6 separate regions of the Homo sapiens genome follow, and regions 1, 3, 4, 5 and 6 are each linked to region 2. Evidence: chromatin loops called from intact Hi-C (ENCODE). Cell type or tissue: gastrocnemius medialis. All regions are shown on one strand.

The links. Hi-C counts contacts between places; a loop is a spot of excess contacts. Peaks named below come from ENCODE experiments on the same cell type or tissue, not always from the same donor. Only the 100,000 strongest peaks of a DNase experiment are listed, where the experiment ranks them.
Region 1: it touches region 2 in a loop (14-fold over the local background); 64 of 110 quality-filtered maps call a loop at or near these places.
Region 3: a loop joins it to region 2, with 8 times the contacts of the local background. A loop is called at or near these places in 9 of 110 quality-filtered maps.
Region 4: a loop joins it to region 2, with 12 times the contacts of the local background. A loop is called at or near these places in 6 of 110 quality-filtered maps.
Region 5: it touches region 2 in a loop (4-fold over the local background); 63 of 110 quality-filtered maps call a loop at or near these places.
Region 6: it touches region 2 in a loop (18-fold over the local background); 79 of 110 quality-filtered maps call a loop at or near these places.

The regions. Positions count from the first base shown.
Region 1 is chr12:31,269,065-31,274,064 of GRCh38, reverse strand. No RefSeq gene overlaps it. Among named protein-coding and RNA genes, the nearest start is that of FLJ13224, 53 kb to the left of the region's middle. In gastrocnemius medialis, CTCF peaks have their summits at 1,787 and 1,994 (motif pointing right); no DNase peak of the experiment used is centred here.
Region 2 is chr12:30,848,435-30,853,434 of GRCh38, reverse strand. No RefSeq gene overlaps it. Among named protein-coding and RNA genes, the nearest start is that of LINC00941, 55 kb to the right of the region's middle. RefSeq lists enhancers at 1,754-2,103, 4,552-5,000. In gastrocnemius medialis, CTCF peaks have their summits at 1,959 and 2,168 (motif pointing left); DNase peaks (open chromatin) are centred at 1,758 and 2,144; H3K4me3 peaks cover 785 bases; H3K27ac peaks cover 374 bases.
Region 3 is chr12:31,634,635-31,639,634 of GRCh38, reverse strand. The region is part of intron 1 of LOC124902913 (a long non-coding RNA gene); the gene reads left to right. Among named protein-coding and RNA genes, the nearest start is that of ETFBKMT, 23 kb to the left of the region's middle. In gastrocnemius medialis, a CTCF peak has its summit at 2,796 (motif pointing right); a DNase peak (open chromatin) is centred at 2,774.
Region 4 is chr12:31,175,137-31,180,136 of GRCh38, reverse strand. It overlaps the pseudogene OVOS2P. Among named protein-coding and RNA genes, the nearest start is that of DDX11, 100 kb to the right of the region's middle. In gastrocnemius medialis, no CTCF peak of the experiment used is centred here; no DNase peak of the experiment used is centred here.
Region 5 is chr12:31,235,916-31,240,915 of GRCh38, reverse strand. No RefSeq gene overlaps it. Among named protein-coding and RNA genes, the nearest start is that of FLJ13224, 86 kb to the left of the region's middle. In gastrocnemius medialis, CTCF peaks have their summits at 1,735 and 1,936; a DNase peak (open chromatin) is centred at 1,915.
Region 6 is chr12:30,983,782-30,988,781 of GRCh38, reverse strand. All of the region lies in intron 7 of TSPAN11 (tetraspanin 11), which reads right to left. All of the region lies in intron 2 of TSPAN11-AS1 (TSPAN11 antisense RNA 1), which reads left to right. Among named protein-coding and RNA genes, the nearest start is that of TSPAN11-AS1, 20 kb to the left of the region's middle. RefSeq lists enhancers at 177-676, 677-1,178, 2,638-2,687. In gastrocnemius medialis, a CTCF peak has its summit at 2,737; no DNase peak of the experiment used is centred here.

The DNA of each region.
Region 1 (5,000 bases), 420 kb before region 2:
GATAGTTTGCTGAGAATGATGGTTTCCAGTTTCATCCATGTCCCTACAAAGAACATGAACTCATCAGTTTTTATGGCTGCGTAGTATTCCATGGTGTATATGTGCCACATTTTCTGAATGCAGTCTATCGTTGTTGGACATTTAGGTTGGTTTCAAGTCTTTGCTACTGTGAATAGTGCCGCAATAAACATACATGTGCATGTGTCTTTATAGCAGCATGATTTATAATCCTTTGGGTATATACCCAGTAATGGGATGGCTGGGTCAAATGGTATTTCTAGTTCTAGATCCCTGAGGAATCGCCACACTGACTTCAAATGTAATCCAGCATATAAACAGAACCAAAGACAAAAATCACATGATTATCTCAATAGATGCAGAAAAGGCCTTTGACAAAATTCAGCAACCCTTCATGCTAAAAATTCTCAATAAATTAGGTATTGATGGGACGTATCTCAAAATAATAAGAGCTATCTATGACAAACCCACAGCCAATATCATACTGAATGCACAAAAACTGGAAGCATTCCCTTTGAAAACGGGCGCAAAACAGGGATGCCCTCTCTCACCACTCCTATTCAACATAGTGCTGGAAGTTCTGGCCAGGGCAATCAGGCAGGAGAAGGAAATAAAGGGTATTCAATTAGGAAAAGAGGAAGTCAAATTGTCCCTGTTGGCAGATGACATGATTGTATACCTAGAAAACCCCATTGTCTCAGCCCAAAATCTCCTCAAGCTGATAAGCAACTTCAGCAAAGTCTCAGGATACAAAATCAATGTACAAAAATCACAAGCATTCTTATACACCAATAACAGACAAACAGAGAGCCAAATCATGAGTGAACTCCCATTCACAATTGCTTCAAAGAGAATAAAATACCTAGGATGGTTTTTGAAGAGTAAAATTTGGCTGTGCTGTAACAGCTCTGTGGAACCAATTCATAAAACATGCTGAAATAGTACAACACACCTCTTAGCCTCAAGGCCCAAAGTTCCAAGCATAGTTATTGAAGCCAGGCCGGTTGCCTGCTTTGGCCAGTCTAGACTCCTTGAACAACTCCAAGGGGGCAAGCACCATTCAAGTTATAGGTTACAGAGATGGTGCTCCTTTTGCCCAGTTATGCTAGTGCTAAAGACAATGCTATTTAAGTGCACAGTTCCAGGGGCGCTTGTGGCTCTAGCAGCTTGAGGCTGCTTCTTTAGCTCTTTATCAGGCAGATTTTCTTCTTCTTCTTCTTCTTTCTAATAGAGCTGGGGTCTCGCTATATTGGCCAGGCTGGCCTCAAACTCCTGGCCTCAGGCCTTCCTCCTGTCTTGGCCTCCCAAAGTGCGGAGATTACAGATGTGAGCTATCACCCCTGGTCCAGGCAGATTTTCTTTATAACTTTTTTTTTTTTGTTCTTTTCCAAGTAAGCCAGTGATGAGAGATGCAGTAAGCATTATCTTTATGACTGTATCTAGAGCATCCTTGGGATGCCAGTTTCAATTGCTAAAAGGAAAAAAGTCTGTCATAATGCAGTTAATTTTTTTTTTGAGACAGAGTCTCTCACCCAGGCTGGAGTGCAATGGCACGATCTCGGCTCACTGCAACCTCCACCTCCCAGGTTCAAGCCATTCTCCTGCGTCGGTCTCCTGAGTAGCTGGGATTACAGGCGTGTGCCACCATGCCCAGCTAATTTTTGTATTTGACGGGGTTGCACCATGTTGGTCAGGGTGGTCTCGAACTCCTGACCTTGTGATCCACCTGCCTCGGCCTCCCAAAGTGCTGGGATTACAGGTGTGAGCCACTGCACCCGGGCAATGCAGTTAATTATAAATTTCATTTTCTTCTGAAGAGCTAAAACTATTTGATATATGATTCCCAGTAAACTATGAATTATTGAGGAGGCTGCCAGGAAGAACTAGCTAAGCCCTTTGCTGCTACTGTGACCAGCAACTTTTCCATCCTGGCCATGCAGCTTCCTTTATCGCGTATTGCCATATGAATGTCCACTAGGTGGTGCTAGTTACACGTCATACTCAGTGTTGTAGGCACATCCAGTTTAACACAGTTTTTATAGATGCAGAAGCTTACCTAATGGTTACCCAGTGAGTTAAAACTGGAGTTATTTCATTGCTTCATCCACAGTCAGCTAAGCAATTATTTCACCTCAACTGTAAACCTTAGAAACACGTTTTAAAAGTTTGGAGAACCTAATTTCTATTTCCCTTTGACCAAGATAATTTTAATCTTTAATAACAGCTAAGAGCCAACCCTTACTTTTTCTGTAATTAATTTTATATTATCACAAAGGAGGAAGAAGGTATATTTGTATCCACCTTCTTCCTTCCCCAAATGCCATTTTCCTAGAAGACTGCCGTTGCGGATAAAGACATGCAATGTGATTTGCAACCCTTGGATATCACAGACATGGTGGCCACATTTCTAAACTTTTAGGACAGCTGGATTTCTGTCCAGTGTATTTTTGGAGATTGAGTTGATGTCATACCATTGAGGCCAGAAGCTACCAAACCTTTCCTAAAGCCTCCAGTCAACCTGGTTGTGAATGCAGCGTGTTGCCACTGTCTTTAAAGCTGTGATTTCTAAAGTTATATGTAAGACTGGCCCATTGAAGTGTGCAAAGTAAAAATTAGAACTCCTATTTCTGTTGATTTTTCCTCATTTTCTCTCCTGTCCTGTTTGTATATGTTTTATAATTTACATAATATTAGCAGAGTCCTACCTGTGCACAGTTCATAACAAGGAAGCATGCTGGGGCACATATACTTTTTTAAAAAAATAATTGGAAAGAGATAAAAAAGGTTTGGAGAGAGCTGCATACTTCTCTGTGCATTACATTTCAATAAGAAGTTTAGTTTACTTTTTTTTTTTGAGATGGAGCCTGCTCTGTCACAGTGCAGTGGTACGATCTCAGCTCACTACAACCTCCGCCTCCCGGGTTCAAGCGATTCTCCTGCCTCAGCCTCCCAAGCAGCTGGCACTACAGGTGTGCACCACCACACTTGGCTAATTTTTGTACTTTTAGTAGAGATGGCGTTCTACCATGTTGGCAAGGGTGGTCTCAAACTCCTGACCTCAAGTGATCCGCCTGCCTCGGCCTTCCAAAATGTTGGGATCACAGGCATGAGCCACTGCGCCTGGCCAGAAGTTTACTTTTTCAAGTACCTGAAGATCACTAATAATTTTAGAGTGATGGAGGGTTGGAAATGGGGGCGTTTATTTTCAAGTCCAAGAGATCATTTTGGTTGGTGAAATATTACAGAAAATGGCCTATGGACCTTTCCTGGATTTGAGGGAGAAGAAGAAATAATAGTTGCCAGAACTGTTTTCTGTTACACGCTGATCAAACGTTTGTTCCCTCTCCCACAGTGTAATGTTTCCTCCCCCTGCCTTTATCGCATACAGTGGTGTGTTTTTCAGAATGGGATATCCTCCTTCGGGAGTAAAGTTATTGAGCATACCTTGTCATTGGTGGAAAGGAAAAACAAATACAAAAACTGGGCAGTTACCTGGGAGCGTCTAGTTTCTTCCTTTGCCTTCCATTCAGTTGGGTAACTACAATTCTCAGCCTCAAATTATTTTTTCTTAATCATGTTGAAAATCCATGGAAAATAGTAAGAATGACCAAACTGGTCTCTTCATTAAGGATGGGTCTCCACATTCGCCGGTTTTACTATTGAGGGCATTGAAATGGGCCATGACAGATAAAGTTACTCACCAGGCTTTTTAAAGAAGGTTGAAAATGGATGGTAGAAAATCAGCAGTTAAATTTAGATTCAGCAGTTGTAAAAATGAAGCTCCACAGCTGCCCTAACATGACAGATAATAAAGAATACAAGAAATACTAGGAAAAGGTTCACCTGGAACAGAATCAAGTCACAATATTGTGGGAGAGATTATCAGTGGATGGAGAAGCCAAGAAAACTTATTTCAGGGAAAACAAATGTGATTCCATAACTTAGCAGTGCAGTAATAGATGTTGCCAAGTACTAGAAGACCTCAAGTGATCTGCCCACCTCAGCCTCCCAAAGTGCTGGGATTACAGGTGTGAGCTACTGCACCCAGCCTAAGATATTTTTTTTTTTTAAAAAGACATCACTTGTAAATCCAGCTCTCCATCCCCATCCCCCAGTTCAGTAACAACCTTGGTCTTTTGTCTTCCATATCAGGGCTCAGCATCTAGGTCCTCCTCTTTTCCGGTAGTTCTTTATGTTTCACTGCCGCATAGGCAGTTTTCCATGTCAGTAGATGGCGGAAGAGTCAAAGAGGTTTGTTTTCTCCCGTCCAGCATTATCAGCCCGATGCAACACTGGCAGGGAGAAGAGATGGGAACTTGAGTGGTTTCATTTGTGTAGCTACAAGGAAAGAAAATTTAGGGGAAGAGGAGGTGATCCATGTTTGGAAAACTAGATTATAAAGGAACATGTATTTTCTTAGATGAACAAGGAATGCTGGCCACAGATGGTTTCTCCAGGTTTGCATGTCTGTGAAGAGCCTTGTACCCACCAGCTCCTTTATGCCATCTCTTCATGTGGAATCTTTAGCAGGAGATGAAACCTGGCTAAAGTGATCTGACAGTTAAGGTCCAAAATGAATCCTCGCAGTGACAGTTCTGCAAAGCACCAGACAAAAGTAATTAAGACAGTAGGAGCAGCAGTTGGAAAAAGTGATGGCAAATGAGTGAGGCAGTTATCCAGTAATTTCTTGTTAATTTTAGTCATTTGCTTACAAAGAAAAATATAATGTTTTGTTAAATACATGCACTCTTACTTCTTTTGTCCTCATTGATGATGGAACTGTGACTGGAATTAGAAATTCAGCTTCTGTGTTTAAAACTGGGCCTGGTGTGGTGGCTCACACCTGTAATCCCAGCACTTTGGGAGGCTAAAGTGGGAGGATTTCTTGAGGCCAGGAGTTTGAGACCAGCCTGGACAACATAGCAAGACCCTGTCTCTACAAAAAATAAAAAAACGTAGTTGAACATAGTGGCATGCACCTG
Region 2 (5,000 bases):
CTGTTAGCCCTGGGCCCCCCTCACCCCTCCCCTGCAGCAGCCACAGCCTCCTGATTCTCTGACCCATTCTTCAAGACACAACCAGAAAGCCAATGTGATCAGATGAGACCTTCCCTTAAAGCCCTTCACAGACCACCTTATCACCCAAGTAAAGGCCCCCTGCCCCATCCAAAAAAAATATGTATATGTCTGTGTGTGTGAATATATGTATGTGTATATATGTCTGTATATGTATATGTATGTATATGTATGCATACATATACATACACATGTATGTGTATGTGTACGTATATGTATATGTATGTATACATGTACATACATATATACACACACATATATGAATAATGTGCTCTATACTTTTTACTGATTGAAATATCCAATCAAAGAAGGGTGACAACGTAGATTGGGTGGTTGTTGAGCAGTCTTTTGGTGGTGATAGTCTCCTTGGAATCTGTTTCAGAAACCAGGCACAGTTATAGGAGAAGCTTTTTGGAATATATTAAGATCAAACACTTAGTAATGATTTTTAAAAGATCAAGCATCGTTTATTGAGACCAACAAATAACTTTCACCTTTTTACTACTGTGGAACATAAAAATATTAACGGAGGATTTTTTTTCTATTTTAAATGTCCCTCACTGCTGAACTGCTCATAGATATTATGTTTTTAAGGGAGTAGTGGAATTAATCATTAAATGCAAATTTACTACTTATATTTCCCAGAAAGTATATCATGGGAATTACAAATAATCTCCATTTTCTAAAATTATCCTCAAATTTATAATGCTATCAGGATGTAAGGTGAGTTAAAGTACAATTGCATTTTTTTAAAGTTTTAAAAACTAAAACTGAATGTAGATAATTCCAAAATATTTTGAGAAGGCCTCCTCAGTGTTCCATGATTTTGACATGTGTGGTTATGTGGAGGCTCAGTGAACCCGCAGGGTAACACACTTCTATTTTTGGATGGAGGCATGCAGGGAGAAAGGATGAAAAGGACAACGCAGCTTTGATAGGAAGCCTGCTTTTGGGGAAGGGATGGTCCACTCAGGCTTCCTGGAGGGTGGGAGTTCTTCCTGCCCAACATTGCCCCTCGTTTTCCCAGAGGAGCTTAAAACCCCAGTGAAAAAGCCACAGTTCCTGGAAAGTGTTATGGATCTGATAGCATTACATTTTATAAGCTATTAATACCCAAATTCACCATGTCCAAAAATGAGTTCCTTAATGACTAAGCCCCCTATCCATCACTAAACCAGCTTTGTCTCTCTATCAAAGTAAATGGCCCTGATATGGCTCCAATGACTGGAGGAACATCAGGTCCTTGGTCTCATGCTGATTTAGATAAAATGACATGGACACATGCGGAGTGGTTTAAGGAGCGGATAATTTAATAGGCAAGAAAGAAGAAAGAAGAAAGAAAGAAGAGAACAGCTCCCCTGTACAGAGACAGAGGGAGGGCAGAAAAGTGGTCGGTTATATGGGAGGCTGGAGGAGGCAGTATCTGATTTGCATAGAGCTGTAGGGTCCAGCCCTACTGGGTCTGTGGGTTTTTCTCCTGGTGTGCGGAGATGAGAGGTCGTAGAAATAAAGACACAAGACAAAGAGATAGAAGAAAAGACAGCTGGGCCCGGGGGACCACTACCACCTAGATGTGGAGACTGGCAGTGGCCCCGAATGCCTGGTCGCGCTGTTATTTATTGTGTACAAGGCAAAGGGGCAGGGTAAGGAGTGTGAGTCATCTCCAGTGATTAATAAGGTCATGTGAGTCACGTGTCCACCGGACAGGGGGCCTTTCCCTTTTAGGTAGCCGAGCTGGAGAGAGGACAGCTTACGTCATTATTTCTTCTATGCTCTTCTCAGAAAGATCAAAGACTTTAATACTTTCACTAATTCTGCTATTGCTATCTAGAAGGCGGAGCCAGGTGTACAGAGCAGAACATGAAAGTGAAACAGGAGCGTGACCTCTGAAGCACAGCATCACAGCGAGACGTTTAGGTCTCCGGATGGCTGCGGGCGGGCCTGACTGATGTCAGGCCTTCCACAAGAGGTGGTGGAGCAGAGTCTTCTCTAACTCCACCGGGGAAAGGGAGACTCCCTTTCCCGATCTGCTAAGTAACGGGTGCCTTCCCAGGCACTAGCGTTACCACTAGACCAAGGAGCCCTCTAGTGGCCCTGTCCGGGTGTGACAGAGGGCTCACACTAGTCTTCTGGTCACTTCTCACCATGTCCCTTCAGCTCCTATCTCTGTATGTCCTGGTTTTTCCTAGGTTATAATTGTAGAACAAAGATTATTATAATATTAGAATAAAGAGTAATGCTATAAACTAATGATTAGTAATATTCATATATAATCATATCTATATTCTATGCCTAATATAACTATTCTTATTTTAAGTATTTTCTTTATTATACTGGAATAGCTTGTGCTTTTAGTCTCTTGCCTCGTCACCTGGGTGGCTTGCCGCCCACAGAGGGCCCAGGGGATTGGTTTGACCAGGTGTGTCATTCACGAAGCCCGTGAAAAACCCGGCCCTCCCACCTTATCCTTTTAATGTGCAAATGTGGGCCGCTCTGATGTCCTGAACACATGCAGTTACCTGGAGGTGGCCATGACACTTGGCATACCTGGTGACAAGAAGAAGGCACGAATCACCATATTGGGTGGACTCAGCTTCTAATGGCCTGCGTTTGCATATCAAAGCTTGCCAGCCTGGCCCTTTAATTTGCCTTTCTGTTAGAAAAGAAATGATTTGGCCAGGTGCGGTGGCTGATGCCTGTAATCCTAGCACTTTGGGAGGCTGAGGTAGGCGGATCACTTGAGGTCAGGAGTTTGAGATCAGCCTGGCTAACATGGTGAAACCCCATCTCTACTAAAAATACAAAAAAAAAAATTAGCCAGGCTTGGTGGCGGGCACCTATAATCCTAGCTACATGGGAGGCTGAGACAGGAGAATCACTTGAACCAGGGAGGCAGAGGTTACAGTGAGCCCAGATTGCACCATTGCACTCCAGCCTGGGCGACAGAGTGAGACTGTCTCAAAAAGAAAAGAAAAGGTCTGGGGTTGCTTTTATTAAAAGAAAAAGCCTTACCGAGAATTCCTTTTACCCTTTCTATCTGCCTAAAAATTATTTCTTAGTAACTCCTGTATCATTCCCCCGCTCAAGAGAAGCAAACCTAACTGCTGTCAGGGGGTGTTGGATGGCGATTCTTTCTGGCTACTTCCTGCTGAAAAGGGGTATTGTGTGGGGAACAGCAGTTGTGCCTTCTCCTGAGGTTTATCTAAGGGTTCTTGGAAGAATGGCGTGACCATGTGTAAAAAGTAAAGTAGAGGTTCCTCTTCAAAGACTTTCCGCCCCGTCTAATAAGAAATAAATAGTAACTTCTCTTAAAAGCAAAATTTATTCAAAGACCTGTGCTAACATTCTTAAATATCTGCTAGCCATAATAAAGAAATCAATGTAATTTATGTTCTTAGCTCCCACAATTTAGCCTAAATATTTGCCCTGGCATGCTTATACTGGTCCAAGCAAGCATTAGATCATAGTCTGTTCCTCTTCCTTATTTAAAAGTGTTTTTACCTTTCCCAGCATTCCACAAGTTACTTCCTCCTTCTTTTGTTCTCCTCTACCTTTGCCTCTTTTAAAAAGTTCTAAGTTGCTAGCCAATCGGGACAAATACAGAATGTGAGGTCCCATTCCAGCTATTGGAAACTGGACACAGCAGTAGGGTGGACGCGTCAGGTTATAAATGACCCTGTCTCCTTTGTTCAGTGTACTCTCCTGGCAAAACTGCTGGCGAGTGTACCCTTTCTGCAAGAAGTAAAAATGGCCTTACTAAATAAACTGATGCTCAAGTGCTATTTCTTTACAAGCATTTCAAACACGTGTGGCTTTGCTCGCAGCACCGTTTGGAGTTTGATTGCTTCCAGGTGAAAAGAGATAAATTTTATAAGAAAATTTAAAATATAGGGTTAGAATGTGAGTATTAAGATTACCACCGTGAGTGGGGGTCCTATAGACCCTGAGTTTCATACCTATTAGTTACACCATGGATTGCAATACCAGTATCTCGCTGTACATTACCAGAAACATTAATATAAAAGAAACATTTTCCTTGAGAAAACCATACATTTCCCCTTTGACTTGCCATTAGAGAATAACTTTAAGCTTAGGCCATTTTCCTAACTTGCAATATGCTTGGGAGAAATACATTAGTGGGTGGCTAAAATAACTTTAATGTTAATCTTGACAATTCCTTTCCTTTAATAATTTCATGACTTTCACAGACCCTCTTACAACATACTTAAACTTTCTGACTTGCCCTAAGCATTCATCCTTTAAACAACCAGTCATTTCCTTTTAGGACAAGTATTTACCAATGAAAATCTTTTCTTACATAAAATCTTCCTTTATAATCTTCTCTTTATAGCTTAGAGCACATTATATTACCAACCTTCAGAAAAAGTCCTATTAAACGTAATGATAGTAAAACTTTCATCCTTGCTTCTTATCCACAACTATTACTCCTGCTATAAGCGACACAATTTTGACTAAATCTTTCCTGCAACTATCAATCCTGTTATAAGGTTGATAATTAGGCAAAATATTACAGCAATTAGAATTTTACAACCAGAATTCCACATCTTGGGTGCTACAGTGTGTAGTTCTATTGTAAATAGTAGCGTGAGTATAACAGTTCTTACAAGAGTGGCATAGTGAATAATTTCCATTTAAAACTTTACTTACCAAGATATAACATTTCTCTTTGGGGAGCTACAAAGTTACAAATGCGATTCTATGAATAATTAAAATCTGCCTGCAAATATGCTTTAAAAAGAAGTTTTAATATTTGGTGGTGAACTTTGAGAGTAAAGGGTAGAAATAGCAAAAAGTATCTGGTGAGGCAGGAGTGGGACTGAGTAAGATGAGTAGCCCTCACTCAGTTACTTATCTTTTATGATTTTCAGCTTAAAATCTTCTCTTTCTGGCCCGGCGCGGTG
Region 3 (5,000 bases), 790 kb before region 2:
TAACCAACTAAACTCATTATATATGGTGTAGCCTAAAGTAGGGATGTTATTGGGAGGCCAAGGCAGGTGGATCACCTGAGGTCGGGAGTTTGAGACAAGCCGGACCAACATGGAGAAACCCCGTCTCTACTAAAAATACAAAATTACCCAGGCGTGGTGGCACATGCCTGTAATCCCAGCTACTCAGGAGGCTGAGGCAGGAGAATCACTTGAACCGGGGAGGCAGAGGTTGCAGTGAGCCGAGATCACGCCACTGTACTCCAGCCTGGGCAACAAGAGCGAAACTCCATCTCAAAAAAAAAAAAAAAGTAGGGATGTTAATCATTTGTTTGTGGATTAACTGAAAAAGGCATTTCTTAGCTTCAGTGTAGAAAGAAAAGGAATAGTGACTGGTATCCCTTTGGTGCATTGGAGAAGGAAGATACTCATTTCTTTTTTGTGTGTGTGGTTTTTTTTTTTTGGAGACGGAGTCTGTCTCTGTCCCCCAGACTGGGGTGCAGTGGCGCGTAATCTCGGCTCACTTCAAATTCCACCTCCCGGGTTCAAGGGATTCTCCTGCCTCAGCATTCCGAGTAGCTGGGATTACAGGCACGTGCCATCACGCCCGGCTAATTTTTGTATTTTTAGTAGAGACGGGGTTTCCTCATGTTGGTAAGGCTGGTCTCAAACGCCTGGCCTCATGATCCGCCTGCCTCAGCCTCTCAAAGTGCTGGGATTACAGGCATGAGCCACCGCGCCCAGCTAAGGTGTGTTATTTCTTACAGACTACTTATAGAAGTGGCTCCAAAGGCTTAAATCAGCCTATTGAATATGCCAAAATAAGCCTGAGGTCGATGAAAGAGGTAACTCATGGCTTACCGAACAATTTGGTTTTGCAGGGGGAGAGAGTTTGTGCCCAATCTGCAAACAAATTAGTTTCAACTCTATAGCAAAACAAGCTTAATATTAAGGCCGGGCGTGGTGGCTCACGCCTGTAATCCCAGCACTTTGGGAGGCCGAGACGGGCAGATCACGAGGTCAGCAGATCGAGACCATCCTGGCTAACATGGTGAAACCCCGTCTCTACTAAAAATACAAAAAAAAAAAAAAAAAAAATTAGCCGGGTGTGGTGGCAGGCGCCTGTAGTCCCAGCTACTCGGGAGACTGAGGCAGGAGAATGGCGTGAACCCGGGAGGCGGAGCTTGCAGTGAGCTAAGATTGCGCCGCTGCACTCCAGCCTCGGCGACAGAGAGAGACTCCGTCTCAAAAAACGAAAAACAAAAAAAAAAACAGTAACTTCATTTTGTGAGTGGTACCCATTCACTGGATGGCTTTTTCTTGAAAAGAAGCTTTTTTTTTTTTTTTTTTTTTTTAAGATGGAGTCTCACTCCTGTTTCCTAGGCTGGAGTGCAGTGGTGCGATCTCAGCTCACTGCAACCTCCGCCTCCCAGGTTCAAGTGATTCTCCTGCCTCAGCTTCCTGAGTAGCTGGGATTACAGGCGCCCGCCACCACACCTGGCTAATTTTTGTATTTTTAGTAGAGACAGGGTTTCACCATGTTGGCCAGGTTGGTCTCTAATTCCTAACCTCAGGTGATCCGCCCCCTTCGGCCTCCCAAAGTGCTGGGATTACAGGTGTGAGCCACTGCGCCTGGCCTGAAGAGAAGCTGTTGATCCTTTATTGGCTCACAGGAGTGTTCCAGAACAGCGGCCCCTGTGTGAGATGCCTGTGGCATGTAGCTCCAGGAGAGACAGGTTTAATTCCGGATAAGTGTACCCAACTGCATACTGATATTCACAAAGTGCCTTTTGTACCTGTCGAAAATTAATATATTTTTGCAATTGGTGGCTGTTTTCATGTATTAGAAAATCTGCAGTCAAGAAAGGCCTGCTGCCCCGGCACAGTGGCTCACGCCTGTAATCCTAGCACTCTGGGAGGCTGAGATGGGTGGATCACCTGAGGTCAGAAGTTCAAGACCAGCCTGGCCAACATAGTGAAACCCTGTCTCTACTAAAAATACAAAAATTAGCTGGGCATGGTGGCACAGGCCTGTAGTCCCAGCTATTCAGGAGGCTGAGGCAGGAGAATCACTTGAACCTGAGAGGCAGAGGTTGCAGTGAGCCGAGATTGCACCACTGAGCTCCAGCTGGGGCGACAGAGTGAGACTCTGTCTAAGAAAAAAAAAAAAGGAAGAGAAGAAAGAAAGAAAGAAAGAGAAAGAAAAAAGAAAGAGAGGAAGGAGGGAGGGAAGGAAAGAAATATTTGAAAATTGTGAAATGAAATTAAACATTTGATTATCCATTTTAATTCTCTGGAAATGGAAATCCCCATAACATGTAAACTCACATAGAGTATATAAATCCAACTTTTTCACTTGATTTTCAGAAATACTGTGCATATGTGCAAAAGTAAAGGCATGGTCTGGCCGGGCACGGTGGCCCATGCCTGTAATCCCAGCACTTTGGGAGGCAGAGGCGGGTGGATCACTTGAAGTCTGGAGTTCAAGACCAGCCTGGCCAATATGGTGAAACCTCGTCTCTACCAAAAATACAAAAATTAGCCGGGCTTGATGGTGGGCGCCTGTAGTCCTACCTACTCCGGAGGCTGAGGCAGGAGAATTGCTTGAACCTCGGAGACGGAGGTTGCAGTGAGCCGAAATCGCCACTGCACTCCAGCCTGGGCGACAGAGCAAGACTCTGTCTCAACCAGCCAACCAACCAACCAACTAACCAACCAACCAACCAACCAACCAAAGAATAAAGGCATGGCTGGCACAAAGCCAGGAAGCACGCCTGGCCGGGTGGCTCCCCACATTGGCCACCAGGGGGCACCATCATCTCATAACTGTCTGGCTCTGGGACCTACACATGCGAGAGAGGAATTTTTTAGTGCGGTTTGAGAAGGAATAAGCAACCTGCTGTTTAATGTGTTCATTCAATGGGTCTTTTACAAATTGCTATTTGTAACCTAGAGCGTGCCAGTTATTTAGGATATAATTAGGTTTTTGCTGTTTCACTAACATACCTCACATACCTCGTATAAATGCTTTTTTTTTTTTTAACACACCTCTATACTAAAGAGGAAAATGCTTTTAAATGTAATCTTGAGGTTAATTGACTCTCACTTCTCCTTTCTCTGAAGGGCCTGCAGAACTCTTTCAGTTCTGACGTGGCCCCAGTAGTTTTTTGGTTTTATTTTTTTGAGATAGGGACTCTCTCACCCAGGCTGGGGTACAGTGGCACGATCATAGCTCACTGCAGCCTCTGCCTCCCAGGCTCAAGTGATCCTCCCTCCTCAGCCTCTTGAGTAGCTGGGGCTAAAGGCATGCGCCATCACGCCCAGCTAAGCTTTGTTTGTTTGTTTTTTGTTTGTTTGTTTGTTTGTTTGTTTTAGAGACAGGGTTTCACTATGTAGCCCAGGCTGATCTTGAACTTCTGAGCTCAAGCAATCGGTCCACCTTGGCCTCTCGAAGTGCTGGGATTACAGGCGTGAGCCACCTGGTCGTTTTTTGTTTTTTTTTTTTTTGAGATAGAGTCTCACCCTGTCGCCCAGGCTGGGGTGCAATGGTGAGATCTCGTCTGACTACAATCTCTACCTACTGGGTTCAAATGATTCTCCTGCCTCAGCCTCCCGAGTAGCTGGGATTACAGGTGCCTGCCACCATGCCCAGCTATTTTTTTTGTATTTTTAGTACAGACGGGGTTTCACCATGTTGGCCAGGCTGGTCTTGAACTCCTGACCTCGTGATCCGCCCGCCTCAGCCTCCCAAAGTGCTGGGATTACGGCGTGAGCCACCACGCCTGGTTACCACCTAGTAGTTTTTATCTGGTGACATCTCATCTCTTTGAAATCTGAAACACCAAATCTAAGTAAGAATCTGACTTTAGATTTTGATGTCTTTAAATTAGATAAACTAGCTGGACGCGGTAGTTCAAGCCTATGATCGCAGCACTTTGGGAGGCCAAAGTGAGAGGATCGCTTGAGTCCAGGAGTTCAAGACCAGCATGGGCAACATGACAAAACCCCTCTCAATAAATAAAATAAAAATAAAAGAATACAAATAAATAACTAAATTAGGTAAACTGTTGCACTTAATATTTATCTGAGCCAGTGGTGTTTATGTCAAGATGGGGTCAGATTCTAGACTAAATCAAACTCTCAGACAAGAAAATGGCCTCTTGCCCTGTCATGCTCTCTGTCATGTTATGCTGCGGTAAGAAGGCCCTCACCAGATGCAGCCCAACAGCTGTGGACTTTCAAACCTCCAGAACTGTAAGAAATACGTTTATTTTTAAAATAAATTTAAAAGGCTGGGCATGGTGGCTCATGCCTGTAATCCCAGCACTTTGGGAGGCCGAGGTGGGTGGATCACCTGAGGTTAGGAGTTTGAGACCAGCCTGGCCAACATGGTGAAGCCCCATCTCTACTAAAAATACAAAAATCAGCCAGGCGGGGTGGCACGAAGCCTGTAATCCCAGCTACTCGGGAGGCTGAGGCAGGAGAATCGCTTGAACCTGGGAGGCAGAGGTTGAAGTGAGCCAAGATTGTGCCGTTGCACTCCAGCCTAGGCGACAGCAAGACTTTGTTTTTTTGTTTTTTGTTTTTCAAAAAAAGAAAGAAAGAAATCTCCAGCATGGGGAACATTATGAAACCCTGTCTACAAAAACTGCAGGAAAAAAAAAATCACTGAACATGGTAGTGGGCACCTGTAGTCCCAGCTACTCGGGAGGCACAAGAGGATCATTTGAGCCAGGAAGGCAGAGGTTGCAGTGAGCTAAGATTGCACCATTGCACTCCAGCCTGGGCAACAGAGTGAGACCCACCCTGTCTCCAAAAAAAGAAAGGAAAAGAAAGGAAAGGAAAAGGAAAAAGAAAAAAAAAGGAAAGCAAAGGAAAGGAATCTCATGTCAAATAATCATAGTAGAAGTTAAAGTACATAACAATGGCATCTATTTTCATTGCCATGTTACTGCAGAGAGTAGTTTTTGGTGGTCATTGCATTTTTTTTTTTTTTGAGACAT
Region 4 (5,000 bases), 330 kb before region 2:
AAAATTAGGGCAAACCTCTGTGTGATCATAAAGGCATGGTGTCACGTGTCTGTGGCCTGTGGATTGCTGAGACAAGTTGAATTTTTCTTAGAAGATCAAGCCTTGAGATGAAACTAAGTTCAAAATCTGTGTAGATGGTGCAAATGAGGCATCAGTCTACAGATGCTGAGCAAGAAAAAAGGATTGTGTTTGCTTGGACCAGCAGGAAAATGATAAGTGGCAGAAATAAGATGAAAGGCTCAAAGCAGAAGTTGTTTTGCAGAAACTGACTGAGCTAAAAAAAGGATGGCTCAGACAGTTCTTCTGGTTGTTGTGGCCTTAGATGTTGTTAAGAAGGTGCCTTTAAAGGCTTCAAACTGGCATAGATACTGATGCAGGCATTGTATCTACTACAAATCATACAATTTCAGAAGGGACTTTTTAAAGCAATCATTGCCTGTACTAGTAAGAGAATGAGAAAGAGATTTCTAGCGAATAACCATGGCCTATCAGAGCAGTCACTACAATGTTTTAGGGAGGATAATGCTAAATTTTGCATTTTAGAAAATTTGGTTTGATGCCAGTATAGAGAAAGAACAAGCAAAAGCAATACAGGAGAGAGAGACTGGATAGAAAAAAATAGAAGACGTATGAGGGAAAAAAGATAAGATATTGATACAAGGAATAGCAACAGGAACAAACGTGATCAGTTGGAAACAGAAAATGTTAAAAAGATACAATTGAAAATATTTGATCAACAATTGAAAATTATGGGAGAAGAAAAATAAAAAGTCTAAGATGTCTCTAGATATTTGACTTCAGTGACTAAGTGAATGGTTGAGGTATTCTTTGAGATAAATAAGAGAAATAGAAAAAAAGGAAGGTTGGGCACAGTAATAAATCATTCCAATTTGAGAGTTTCTGTAGCATTTTTATTATAAAAAATACTCAGGATGGTTAATTCTATGGGCCTGAGTTTTCAGAGATCTTCGTGGGCAGGAGAAACAGAGTTTAGGCTCATTAGTATATTAATGGTACATGTCATACACTCAACAGGAATAGATGAAACCACACAGGAAGTGCATACGCACCAAGGAGAGCAGGGGTCCCCATGATAGAAGCTTGGCAAATGCCATCAAAATGGATGCCCAAATTTACTACATGCTTCCGAAATGTATTTTCTTCCTCTTGTACAGATTAAATTGCTTAATCCAGACAACTCTCCAATCCCAAATGAAGTTGTTCAGTTGCATCTGAAGGACAAAATCGTGGGAAACTACACCACAGATGTAAATGGCATCGCTCAGTTTTTCTTGGACACATATACGTTTACATACCCAAATATCACTTTGAAAGTAAGTTAAACGAAAGGCAAGTAAAATAAAAACAAACAAGCAAACAAAAAACTGCACTGGCTAGCTAAGGTTTAGGTCTATGCGAAATTATATTTATGGAACAGAAATGAAAAGATACACCTTGGTGTGAATCTAGAGTACTGAAAAATAGTTAAATATTAAGAATATAGGCCCTATGAAAAGTAGGTTAAAAATTATTTTAAGAGTCCCGGGAAAAGACAGAAGGTTAGCATACATACTAAATTGTATAAAGGAGAATTAGCTGAAAATAAGCAACGCTTCACTTTTATTAAGGAAATAGAAAGAGAATTGTGTTTTTATAGAAGGAAATATTTGAGAAACCCTGTAATCTATTACCTTGGAATAATGTAAAGAATTTCTCTGGATATATTCAAGAGAGAAGTAAACTACTATCTGTAATAATTAAATATCAATCCTTCCTAGATATTTTTAAAGGACTCCTCAGACTTTTTGTGTTGATAATGGTAAATTACTATGGTCAGAGTAAACTCCTTGCTGTATTTCATAAAAACTTTCCCATCTTTCAGCAAAACTTCATATTATGTTATCAGTAGCAAGGTAAACGTTTGCACTCATGGGTTCTTCGTATTATAGTGAGGGAGATATAGCAATCTACTTGCTAGCAAAAGTAATAATTATAGTAAAGAATACAGTAAAATATTGAATGTAATATTATTGAAGTAGGACTTGAATAGACTAAATTGTAAAAACCATAGTGGTCGCTCTAGAGTATAACTAGAAAATGGGGAATTGGGTTAGATTTAATGTAGAATGGCTATAAAATTTTCTTGCAGAGATAAAGCAGCATGATGATAAACCATCTTATCAAATATTCTTTCACTCATCCTTTCTCTTTATCCTAAAATACCCGTAATTTTGATTTTTTGTCTAGGCAGCCTACAAGGCCAATGAAAATTGCCAGGCTCATGGCTGGGTGTTGCCTCAATACCCTCAGCCCGAGTACTTTGCATATCGATTTTACTCCAAGATGAATAGCTTCCTAAAGATTGTCCAAGAGATGGAAGAACTGAGATGCAACCAGCAGAAGAGGGTGCTAGTGCACTGCATTCTCAATATGGAAGACTTTGAAGACAAAACCTACACAGCAGACTTCAATTATTTGGTATGAGCTGAAAATATTCTTCCACAATCAAAATTGCTTCTTTTCTTTAAAACTTCTTTGAACCTAATGAAATCCCTGTACCTATATGCCACGAGGAAGCTCAAAGTTAACATAAATGATAAAACTTATATAACTGGTATCTATTTTTAAGAAAGGAGGGAAAAGGCCATGACACCACAACCCATATGCACTCTGTCATTCTCAGACCCTTTCTTCAGAGTTACCCATTTCTATTTGGACATTGCTGGGATCAAACCAGAGTTCTGATATGTACTAGCTTTGTGTTACTTTTTGAAAGCCACTTAAACCTCTAGAGAATCTTAGTTTTTTGTAATATATTGTCTAATCATCAAGATAATTATTTAATAATACATATAAAGCCCTTTGCCCAACTTCTGGCACACAAAAGATATTAAGTATTAGTTTGATTTTAATATATTGCTATTATGGATTATTTTACACTGTCTAAATGGGTGCATGATACTTCATTGAGATTTAGGAAGATGATATAAAATTAATGAAACATGAATTAATTCAATCAGCCAACACTTATTGAATGTTTTTCATATTCCAGGTGCTGTATTAGCAATTGTAACAATAGAAGAAATAGAAAAAGTATAACTGGGGACAAAACATATATTAGAATTACATAAGTGTTACAAACGAAACATGTATGGCCACTGAGGTGTTACAGAAAAATGAATGATTAACTCTAGCTGGAGTTTAGGACAGTGATTATCAGAGTATATTTCCTAGAGTAGCAGTATCAGCATCACCTAGGAATAATTTAGAAATTCTGGGAATAAGTGGCCAGGCGCAGGGGCTCACGCCTGTAATCCCAGCACTTTGGGGGGCCGAGATGGGCGGATCACGAGGTCAGGAGATCCAGACCATCCTGGCTAACACGGTGAAACCGCGTCTCCACTAAAAATACAAAAAGAAATCAGCCTGGCATGGTGGCGGGCGCCTGTAGTCCCAGCTACTCAGGAGGCTGAGGCAGGAGAATGGTGTGAACCCAGCAGGCGGAGCTTGCAGTGAGCCGTGATGGTGCCACTGCACTCCAACCTGGGTGACAGAGCAAGACTCTGTCTCAAAAAAAAAAAAAAAAAAAAAAAAAAAAAACATAGGAATAAGTTAGAAATCTTGTCCTCCGAAGCACATTAAAATTTGACAACCACTAGTTTAGGAAAAAGATATATGCCTATATATTTACATTTATATGTATATACATATTTTTAAGGAAAAAATACATAAAGAGAATATGCCTAAATAGGATTTTGTGGGATGAATAGGAGTTTTCTGGATGATTAGAGGATATGAGAAACACATTTAAGCTTATTTTAGGAAATAATATAAGAGGTCAAAGATGTCTGAAGTGTATTATTCTGAGAACTAAAGGTGTTTGAGTCTATCTATGTGAAGAATGAAAGTAGTACCACATGATTTCTCACATTTTGCAAACTTAGAATTCTGGAATAGTCTTTTGATACTTCTTTTTTTCGTGCTATTTACTGCATCACCAATTTCTATCACTTTTTCATTATATTATCTCTCGCATTTTTTCTTTCCTTCATCATTTCCACAAACATTAAAATATTTCAAACCAGCAAGGTATGGACACCAAACCATCAGAAAAGGTATGAGTGATAATTCCACTGAAGCCCTTAGCTAAGCCAAGCATGGCTCATTTAGACTGGGGGCAAAGTGGTGGGAGTGGGAGGAGCTGGTTGTGGAGGAGAGGTTCTAGGGAAGCAGGGAGGGGACTCTGGGGAGCTCAGGGAAGTGGCTCTTTACCAACCGGTACAGAAATCCTTCAACATGTCAACAATAATATTGCCATACTGGGGTGTGAGAAATACCAAGCATCCTTGAATGAGAAGCTGAACCTCTTTTTTTTTTTTTTTTTTTTGAGACAGAGCCTCGCTCAGTCGCCCAGGCTGGAGTGCAGTGGCTCGATCTCCGCTCACTGAAAGCTCCGCGTCCTGGGTTCACGGCATGCTCCTGCCTCGGCCTCCCGAGTAGCTGGGACTACAGGCGCCCGCCACCACGCCCGGCTAATTTTTTTGTATTTTTTTAGTAGAGACGGGGTTTCACCGTGTTAGCCAGGATGGTCGCGATCTCCTGACCTCGTGATCTGCCCGCCTCGGCCTCCCAAAGTACCGGGATTACAGGGAAGCTGAACCTCTTAACTAGTTTTTATAAAGACACTCCCACATGCCCCTGACTTTTGCCTTCTTTTCTGGCCACACCTCTGCTCGACTTAATATCCAATACTTCCTAATCCAGAGCTGAGCCATTTTGCAGGTCTGTGGTGTGAATTGATCTACTTGTCATCAGCTTCCCTCTTGAAATAGCGTAGGTTTGCCCCCCTCTGATCTGATAAGGCCTTTACAATTACTTTACCTCATTTCCATTTTAAATGAGTCTGCTAATAGCCTTTTTCTTCCTCTCTCCCTTCTTCCTTCCTCCCTCCTTTTCTTCTTTCTTTCTTTATTCTGGAAATCTAGAGTGATTTTTAAAAA
Region 5 (5,000 bases), 390 kb before region 2:
AGTGAGTTGTGGACCATTTAGTTTTACCAAGTAATTTTAGGGAGCTTTTCCAGTGCTTGGTTTCAGCAGTTTTGTGTACAGAAAACTGGGATAAATGAGTATCCTTACAGGCAAGTTCCTCCTATATGCTAGCTGTCAATACATTCATACATCCAGAGGGTTTCTTGTTATCCCCTACAAACAAATAGATATTCTGAGGATGCACAGAGGAACACAGAAAGATTGTATAGATTAAGTTTAGAATCTTGTAGCAGGGCTTCGTGGATTGGATTAAACCAAGGACCTGGTAGGTCTATTTCCGAGTGTTGCTTTGTAGTAAGGAGTTGCTGAATTTAACTCGATCCAAGATACAGCTTGGAGGCATTCCTGAACAGGCTGTTAGGGAATCACAGTAATAAGAGTAAGGGCATCTAGAATTCCCATCAATCTGATAGTAAACTAAACAAAGGGGAGGCATATGATTCCTTCTTCGGCAAACTTGATCAAGGTAGCTCCTAGAAGCAAGGGACATGTAATGGTATTTCTCTCTCTTTTTTTTTTTGAGATGGAGTTTCACTCTTGTTGCCCAGGCTGGAGTGCAATGGCGCGATCTCGGCTCACAGCAACCTCCGCCTCCCGGGTTCAAGCCATTCTGCTGCCTCAGGCTCCCGAGTAGCTGGGATTACAGACATGCGCCACCACGCTCGGCTAATTTTGTATTTTTAGTAGAGATGGGGTTTCTCCATGTTGGTCAGTCTGGTCTCGAACTCCGGACCTCAGGTGATCTGCCTGCCTTGGCCTCCCAAAGTGCTGGGATTACAGGCGTGAGCCACTGCGCCCGGCGCTATTTTTCTGTTATGCAGTAATTTGTAGTTGAGTCAGAAAATGAGAAATTAGACAGTGGGTTAATTATGGTGAAATCAACAGGCTTGGGGTGGCTGAGGCTGGAGCATTGCTTGAGCCCAGGAGTTTGAGACCAGCCTAGGCAGCATAGTGAGACTTCATTCCTATTAAAAAAAAAATTAGCCAGACATGGTGCGTGCCTGTAGCCCCAGCTACTTGGGAGGTTGAGGTGGGAGGATCCTGTGAGCCCAGAAGGTCGAGGCTGCTGTGAGCTGTGATTATACCACTGCACTCCAGCCTGGGTGACAGAGTGGGACACTGTCTCAAAAAAAAGTGGCAATAAAGTGGCAATAAAGGCACTCTCGTTATCACTGTGTATGGGGAATGGAACCCCAAATCTGAGGAAAATTTCTTTCAGTAAGGCTTTTGAAACCCTCTCAGTGTGGCAGGGAAAGGCTTGCACCTGTCCAATAAATGTGTCCACCATGACTAACAACTAACTAAAATTTTCTTTAGCTCTTGGCTTTACGTTAAAGATCCAAATCCTGGCTACCATTCCCCAGGTCCTAGGGAATATTATAGCCAGGAAGCATTGCAATAAAAAAAACTTTTTCTTTTTCACAAGCTCAAAGCTAAAAGCAGCCCAATTCTGCAGAATACATCCTACCGGGCCACAAGGAGGAATAGAGCACACATTTCCCATTTTAGATGACAACCTTAGGTGACAAACCCTTAATGCCTCAGCTGGGCTTTGAACTGTGTTTAAACCAAGTCAAACAATTTTAAACAAGTCCAAAAATTTTAAATGTGATTTCCCAAGGTCCCAGTCCCTTCAGCTGTCTATGGGGTATCTCCCACCCAACGCTCTGAAGAAGCAGAGCGTAATATCTTGCCCAAGCAATGCCAAGATGTCTTGCCAAAGTGGGACCAAATGTCTGAAGGAAAAATACCTTGAGGCCGTTGTCCATGAGCCTGCCACTTAACGGCAGACGTCTTCCCAGCCAAGTGCCTTGTTTTTAACACTGCAATAGTCATAGCACCCCACGGGCCAGTGGTGCCTGGTTATCAGCCAAACACACAGATCCCTGAATGAAATAATTCGGGCAGCCGCTAGATGGGGTCTGAGGGTGACTATGACTAGAGGCTGATGTGCCATAAGCGAGATGCCCACTTCGGACTTTTGTCCCTTCATGGTTGTTAATTGTTTTAGAACTGAACTAGGACCCTTACCAGGCACAATAAAACCAGATTTCTATACGGAGGCTTTGCAGAGATAGAAAGAAAAGCTAAGATCAGGGAAGGAGAGACCAAGGCAGGCTTTTTCATTAGCAATGGTGTTGAGCAGGCAGTTTGGGTAATTTCTTTTCTTTTTTTGAGATAGAGTTTCACTCTTGTTACCCAGGCTGGAGTGCAGTGGTGCGTGCTCGGCTCACTGCAACCTCTGCCTCCTGGGTTCAAGTGATTCTCCTGCCTCAGCCTCTCGAGGAGTTGGGACTATAGGTGTGCGCCACCACGGCTAGCTAATTTTTTGTATTTTTAGTAGAGACGGGGCTGGTCTTGAACTCCTGACCTCAGGTGAACCGCCCGCCTTGGCCTGCCAAAGTGCTGGGATTACAGGCGTGAGCCACTGCGCCTGGCCTGGGTAATTTTCTTCTATACCATCCCAGGTTTAAATTCTGGCCATCCTTCCCTGTCTAGCTGAAATTCCATGGTCTGAATGAAATTTTTGTGTCCCCACTTGCAGGCACCTTACCATCCTCTGAATTTCTCAAGTACACTTTATATCTGTGTTGTCTAAGCAGATGGTTCCTGTCTTTTTCCCTCAACCAGACCATCAGCCCTTTGACGGCTTTCTTTCTATTCTTTTTGACTCCCTTTGTGCCCTCCCCTATTCCCTGACCCACTCCATCCCGTACCAGGCACAGTAATAGATACTCAACAAATATGTCATTAAATTGACTAAACGATCCCCTGCAGCCACATGCACCTGCCTGTGAGCTGGGTGACAGGCTACTTTATTATCTTTCCCATTCTTTATCACATGCCCCCTCCAAAAACAACATTCTAAGTGCTGTATTTCTGGGAGGCTCAGAGACCATTTATTTATTTTTTTAAAGGTTTTTACCTGCATTGTGCAGTGGAGGGGCAAATTCTAGGCCAGACCTGTGGTCAGAGCAGAAACGTAGAGTGGTCTGTGCTGCTCTCAACACTCATTCCAGGATCAGCTGCTGATGGCTGTATCATCTCTGCTGCAAGGCTTTGAGAAGAGCTGTATTCGGGCAGCTCTACAGGAAAAAAAATGTGATCACAGTCTCCCAGGTTTTCTCAGGCAGCAGCAGAAGGTAGTAGCAAACAACCCAGACAGTGGTGACCTGTAGCTGTTTAGGGAAAAATATAGGTGAGTGAATGAAGGAATGAGTGGAAGGAAGGATGGATGAATGAACGAGATCACAAATGAACAGCATGCTGTAGTGGAAAGAAACCTGGAGACATGGGGTTGGCATCCTAACATTTTCCTTATCCTTTGTGTGATGTTGGAAAAATTGCCTGATGTCTTCTCAGTTTCCTCATCTGTAAAGTGGGGCAAAAGTACATACTCCTCAGGGTGGTTGAGAAGATCAAAGGAGATGATGTTTGTGAAAGTACCTACTTCCTTTGAGGCCATGTCTAACGTAACCAGGGTCTCAGTGGACACGTAAGACTGGGTGTGATGGGTACGTGTGTGTCTGTCCCCCACACGTGGGGTTTTAATTGAGTGGGTTTCAATGTGGAAGGTGCCCACTGCATCCTGTCTCCCACCCCGTGATGATCGCCAGCTATTTCAGATGTGGACAGCGGTGTCCCTGGGGGCTGGGCTTGCACTGCAGCTGGAGTTTTAGAGATTCTGCTTTCCTGGTGAGCTCAACTGTGTGAAGGCTGATGGCGGGGTTCGGCCAGTGGCACCATCCGTGTTTGCCTGTGTGGGAAGAGCAGGTGCCAATCTGATGAGCTCTAGGGTCCAGGGCAGGCGGTTTGGCCCAGCTGCCTGCAACAACACTTAATCTGGGAGATCCCAGCTGATTCTCTCAAATGGAGACTTGCTGAGGCCATGCCTCATGTTCCAGGATTCCTGGGGAGCTGCTGAACCTGGGGAGGGGTGGAGGTACCTGACCCAAGTTCCCACAGCTACTCTGTCCCTGTGACTTGAGGTTGCAAACTTCCCCAGGGCTGAGGGCACGCTCTGCTGCTCTGTCTGAACCCCCAGCTCTGCCTCCTGAGCAGATACTGTGTGGCTCTGAACCAGTTGCTTAACGTCTCTGACCTTCACCCTCATTGGTAGACAGAAGACAATAATACCTACCTGAAGAGATTGGTATGATAATTTCATGTTAATTACCATTATTGAGTACTTTCTAAGAGTGCTAAACACTTTATAAACACTTTACAAACATGATTTCAACAGTAAACCTGAGAAAGGCGGTATACTTGCCATTTTACAGCTGAAGCAGCTGAAGCTCAGAGAGGTTAGGTAGCTTTCTCTGGGCCGCACAGCTGGTAGGTTTCAGAGCCCGTTCATACCAGCTGTCTTCCTCTTTGCTGCCCTCAGGTTGCTTCCTGCAGTAGATAAGATGAGATGCGAAGAGCACTCGGCCTGCAGTTGACTGGATCTGAATCTGACAGATCCTGTGGAATTTGCTGAGAGATTGATTGGGACTTTCTGGGGACTGGAAAAAATGGGGATGGGGTAGAGAGGAGATTAGTAAGCCTGGGACTGTGCTCCCCAGCCTTTGTAGGCGAATCATCCGAGTCCGGGCTGTGGGGGATTTTTGGTAGCAGGCTGTTGACTCTTCTCCAGGTTCAGTCGGAGGGGGAGGGCAGGTAATGATGCTGAAGGACACAGCTTGTTCTGCAAATTTGTGAAAAGCTCTGCAGGCTCACATCCCAACGTCATTGGACGTGCTCTGGGTTCCCTGTACTATAGGGAACATTTGAGAAATGTCATATGGATGTGCTTCTGCCATTAGGGAGCGCCCAGTTGTCAGACAGACATGGGCACGCATATGAGTGATTGGGAGCAGCAGCCAAGGCAGTGAGCAGTACGGGGTGAGGATCTGCAGGACAGGAGGTTGCTGCAGGTGACTCATCAGGGAGGGCTTCCTGGAGTAAGTGGGGCTGTGGCTGAAGCATGGGTAGAAGTG
Region 6 (5,000 bases), 140 kb before region 2:
GAGGCTTGATGTCTTCAGATGTGCATGAATAAGATGAGCCCGGGGACTCTGAACCCCGAATGTATGTTTGACCCAGCTGGGAGGCTTAAAAATACCCGTGCACAGACCTCAGCCCACTCCAGACAATCCAAGCCAGTCTGTGGAGGGGGTGCCAGAGCAATGTGTGTGTGGTTTTTTTTTTGTTTTGTTTTTTAGATGGAGTCTTGCTTTGTCGCCCAGGGTTGAAGTGTAGTGGCACAATCTTGGCTCACTGTAACCTCCACCTCCCGGGTTCAAGCAATTCTCCTGCCTCAGCCTCCCGAGTAGCTGGGATTACAGGCGCGTACCACCACGCCCAGCTAATTTTTTGTATTTTTAGTACAGACAGGGTTTCACCTTGTTAGCCAGGCTGGACTCAATCTCCTGACCTTGTGATCCCCCTGCCTCCGCCTCCCAAGTGCTGGGATTACAGGCGTGAGCCACTGCACCTGGCCACAATGGTATTTAAACAACTCTACTCTAGCATGCAGCCAGGGCCGGTGGCTCTGGTCCAGGTAGTCTGTAAGGCCTTTCCAGGTGGAAGAGTCTGATCGGGTGGTACCTCAGCACTGTGATGATCCTGTCCAGGTCTGAAACTGCCTCTGGTGTGCTGTTCCATGACTGAGGTGGGTGAGAAGCCTGGGGGGCCCCTGCTGAGGGGATAGGTGCACTCCCGGAATGCAGAACTTCAGCATGGAGGGGCCTCTGCCGATCAAGTGCAGGGGATTCTCCCTTCAGCATCCCTGCCGGCCCCCAGCCTCTGCCCCAGCCTGCAGCCGCAGGGAGTTTAGTACTCTGCAAGGGCCACTGTTTAGCAATTCAAATTGTTAAAAAGTTCTTGAATGTGTCTCCTGAAAATAATTCCACCTACTGTTCCCCTTCTGTCCTCTGGAACCTCCCAGGAACAGTCCCTCCTTTCCCCACATGACTGCCTTGGGCATTTCAAGACCACGAGGGTGCTGCATCTGCTCCCCATCTCCTGACCTCTCTCACATCTGACTTCTGGGCCCCACACTCCCCTTGCCACTCCCTCTGCATCTGGCCGCATAGTGGCATCACTAGAGAGCTTCACGAATACACTGATGCCCAGGTGCCAGCCCCAGACCATTTTGTTTCATTTTGCTGCGGGGAGCCCAGGCCTGGGGTATTTTTTTTTTCTTTGAGACGGAGTCTCACTCTGTCGCCCTGGAGTGCAGTGGCATGATCTAGGCTCACTGCAACCTCCGCCTCCTGGGTTCAAGCGTTTCTCCCGCCTTAGCCTTCTGAGTAGCTGGGATTACAGGCGCGCGCCTCCATGCCCAGCTAATTTTTGTATTTTTAGTAGAGACGGGGTTTCACCATGTTGGCCAGAATGGTCTTGATCTCTTAAGTTCATGATCCACCTGACTCGGCCTCCCAAAGTGCTGGGATTACAGGCCTGGGGTAGTTTTAAAGCTTGTCAGGTGATCCCACTGTGCAGCCAAGGTTGAGGACCACTGCCCTGGGGCTCTGCGGAGGTCTGGTCCCACCTGGAGGGTGGCCTGAGCTGGCACCTCCCACACCCTGACTCTCTCCATGATTTCTACCAGTGCAGTTCCAGGCCACATCTTTGTGGGCAGCACCCTATCATGTAACTCAGGCAGATGCCCTCTCTCTGTTACAGGCTTAAGTGCAAAACAAAACAAAGCTCAAGTGCAAGGACTTTAACTCTATTAAAGGTTTTACCCTTCGTTTCAGCACATCTTCATATCCAACGAGCTCTTTTTTCAATGCTGGCTTTATCATACAACAGACCAGAAATGCTAGGTAAATAGTTTAGCATGCTTCCTGGGTCTTCGTTGAGATCACCAAGAAAAATGAAGAGACAGGTCTGAGGCTGAAGGCCACGGCCCGCTCCTGGAGACTTTTCGCTAAGCTGATGTGAACTCTCATCTCTCTCTCACAGCGTGGCCATCCAGCCTGCCCTGATTTCTCCTGAGCATACAAGTGCCTGGTCCACACGTCCACAAGGTAACAAGGAATGCATTGCCAAATACCTGGCTGAAATCAAGGTGTGCTCCCTTCATTAAATATTCTGCTTAGTTTTCAGTGTTCACAAACCATCTGCTTTAACACTCCAGGTGTTGCAGGACATCAGTCTCAAGGTCACTGGTTCCTGCGATGGGAACCTTACTGAAAAATCATAGAACACCAGATCCAGAAGGTTCCATAGAAATGGGCTAGACCCACAGCTTTCAAGCTGTATTGGAAACCCTTAGTGTAGCTCAGGGCCACCAAGGGCAGTGAGGGGAGGCCGTCATGCTAGGCTTGTCCCTGCCTGAAACAGCTCCACCTCCTATGGTTTATGTACTGGGCTCCTACGTGATATTTCCATTGAAAAGAGGATGCTGCTACTTAAAAAAGGCTCACAAATATCCAATCTGTCCATTTTACAGGTAAGGACACTAAGGGCTCAGAGACGGAATGAGATTTCCCTGAGGTAACACAGCAAGAGGTGGGGCTATGTTTAGAAATCAGGCCCTGTAACTCCCAAGCAAGATTTCTTGCAGTAGCTGGGGGCTGGGGAACATTATGACACCATGTTGGACTGATATTTCCTGAGCCTTGGGGGTCTTGGAAGTGCCAGGCTGGGTATGTAGGGGAGATAAATGCCTGGTGTCTGCTCTCTAGGAGGTAAACTATGACCCTGGGGAAGAGACTGGTATGAGCCCTTTCTCAAAGCTTAGGACCCACCTGGGACTTGAGCAGTGTAGTGCCCAGCGTCAGCTGGCAGAGGGAGCCCTAACCCGAGGCTTGGCCGCTCCTGGGCTGGCTCAGTGGGCCACAGCAGAGAAAACTGGGCAAGAGGTTGAGAGCCACCAAAAGCCATTCCATAGCAACGGCGAAGGAACAGACTGCATGGTGGGGGTTTTGAGTGGGCAGGAGGAGTGGCAGGCCTGCAGGTGCACTGCTCAACAACCTGACCTCTTCAATATCAGACTTATGCAGCTGTGCGGTTTACCTTGACCGTCGGCTCTGGGCATCCGCAGTCCTGCTCCCTGCCCTCAGCCTCACTGCCCTCGTCTGCAGCTTCTACAGGCTCTCAAGGCCAGAGAGGTGAAGAAGAAATGGACAGAGTGGCCCAGGCCTGGTCTGTGTCCATACAGAGCAGGCCCCCTCAACACCTGGAGTAACAGGTTTCTGGAGAGTTCAACTGCTCTGTGCTGCTGAGCGTACCTTCTCCTGTTCCCACTGACTACTCCTCTGGGGTTCAGCACACAGGACAGAAGGCCTGCCCTGGGGAAGTGCAATAGAGGGGCAATGCTCATGCCACCTGGGCTCCCTGGCCCTGCAGCTGAGTGAGAATGATGGGGAGCAGGCTGGTCTGGCCAAGGAACAGCTAGAGCTTTTTTTTTGAGAGACAACGTACTAATGCAGAAATCATAAAAATGATGGGTATCATTTATTGAACACCTGCTATCTGCTCAGCCATGAGCCAAGTGACTTACATGGATATTGCTAATTCCCACCACCAGGCAAGCAGATAAGGTATAACTAGCCCCATTTTACAAATGAGTAACTGAGACTCAGAGATGAAAGAACTGGCCCTAGGTCCACAGCTGTAGATGGCAGAACCAAGATGGGGGTCCCTCCAGAGGCGACGGACCCTCCTCCCAGTGTGTTAGGCTGCAGCTAGACCTTCCAGGCCCACAGATGATGTGGGTAGGTGGCACCATGGTTTCCAAGGACCCTGCACTGGAAGTATCTCCAAGCCAGCCAAGGCCACTGTCCCCTGCTTCTCTTTCCCACAGATCTGTGTGTCATGGTAGGGAGTTCGGGAAAGCAAAGAACCAAAGCCAGGAGACCTGGGTGCTGGTTCAGGGTGTGAGGCCCTGGGTAAGTCACCTCTCTGGGTCTCAACTTTCTGATCTGTAAAATGTGGAGAACAGCTGGGTGCCATGGCTCATGCCTATAATTCCAGCACTTTGGGAGACTGGGGTGGGCAGATCACCTGAGGTCAAGAGTTCGAGACCAGCCTGGACAACATGGTGAAACCTCAGCCTCTACTAAAAATACAAAACTAGGCGGCGTGGTGGTGGGCACCTGTAATCCCAGCTACTTGGGAGGCTGAGGCAGGAGAATTGCTTGAACCTGGGAGGCGGAGGTTGCAGTGAGCTGAGGTGGCACCACTGCACTCCAGCCTGGGCAACAGAGTGAGACTGTCGCGCAAAAAAAAAAAAAAAAAAAAAAAAGCAAAAAGCGAAGAACACTACTCCTTGTCTGGCCTGGGTCTCAGGTTGTTGTGTGGACCCAATGAGAGGAAGCATCAGAAATCCTCTGAAGTCTACAGAAAACTGGAGAAAGACAGCTTCCAATTCTGGAGGCCTTCCTATGTGCCAGGTACTTCGTAAGTGGGTTGCAGGCATCGCCTCATTCTTAGACCTTAAGAGCTGGGGAAATGGTCCACATTTTGCAGATGAAGAAGTCAATGGACAGGGAAGTTAGGTAGCTCAAGGTTACCTAGGAGCAAAGCCAGGACTGGAACTGGGCCTTCTGAGGCCAAAGCCTCTGCTCCTCCCCTTCTCTAGATGGTGCTTAGCCCTGGAGTGGGAAGGGCTGTGCAGGACAGCAAGACTCCTAGAAGGACAGCCCACACTCAGCTCCTGCTGAGCGGAAGCAGGCGTGTTCGTGAGCTGGGGACTGCAGGGGCCCTTGCCGCTGAGGAGGCCTTCCTGGCTCCCCTCCTTCGGACCCTTGACTAGAGTAACCCAAGAGTGTCACCCTGACTTCCTGGGTGGCAGCTAGGGGAGAGGGTACAGGGAGAAATGGGAGCTAAAGGCATTGCTCATCCTCAGGGAGACAGCTGGATGAGGGCACACACACACACAGTCACTGCCCTGGACACCAAAATCCATGGATGCTCAATTCCTGATATAAAATGGTGCAATATTTGCATATAACCTATGCACATTCTCCCCTATATAATACCTTAACTCATCTCTAGACTACTTATACTACCTCAT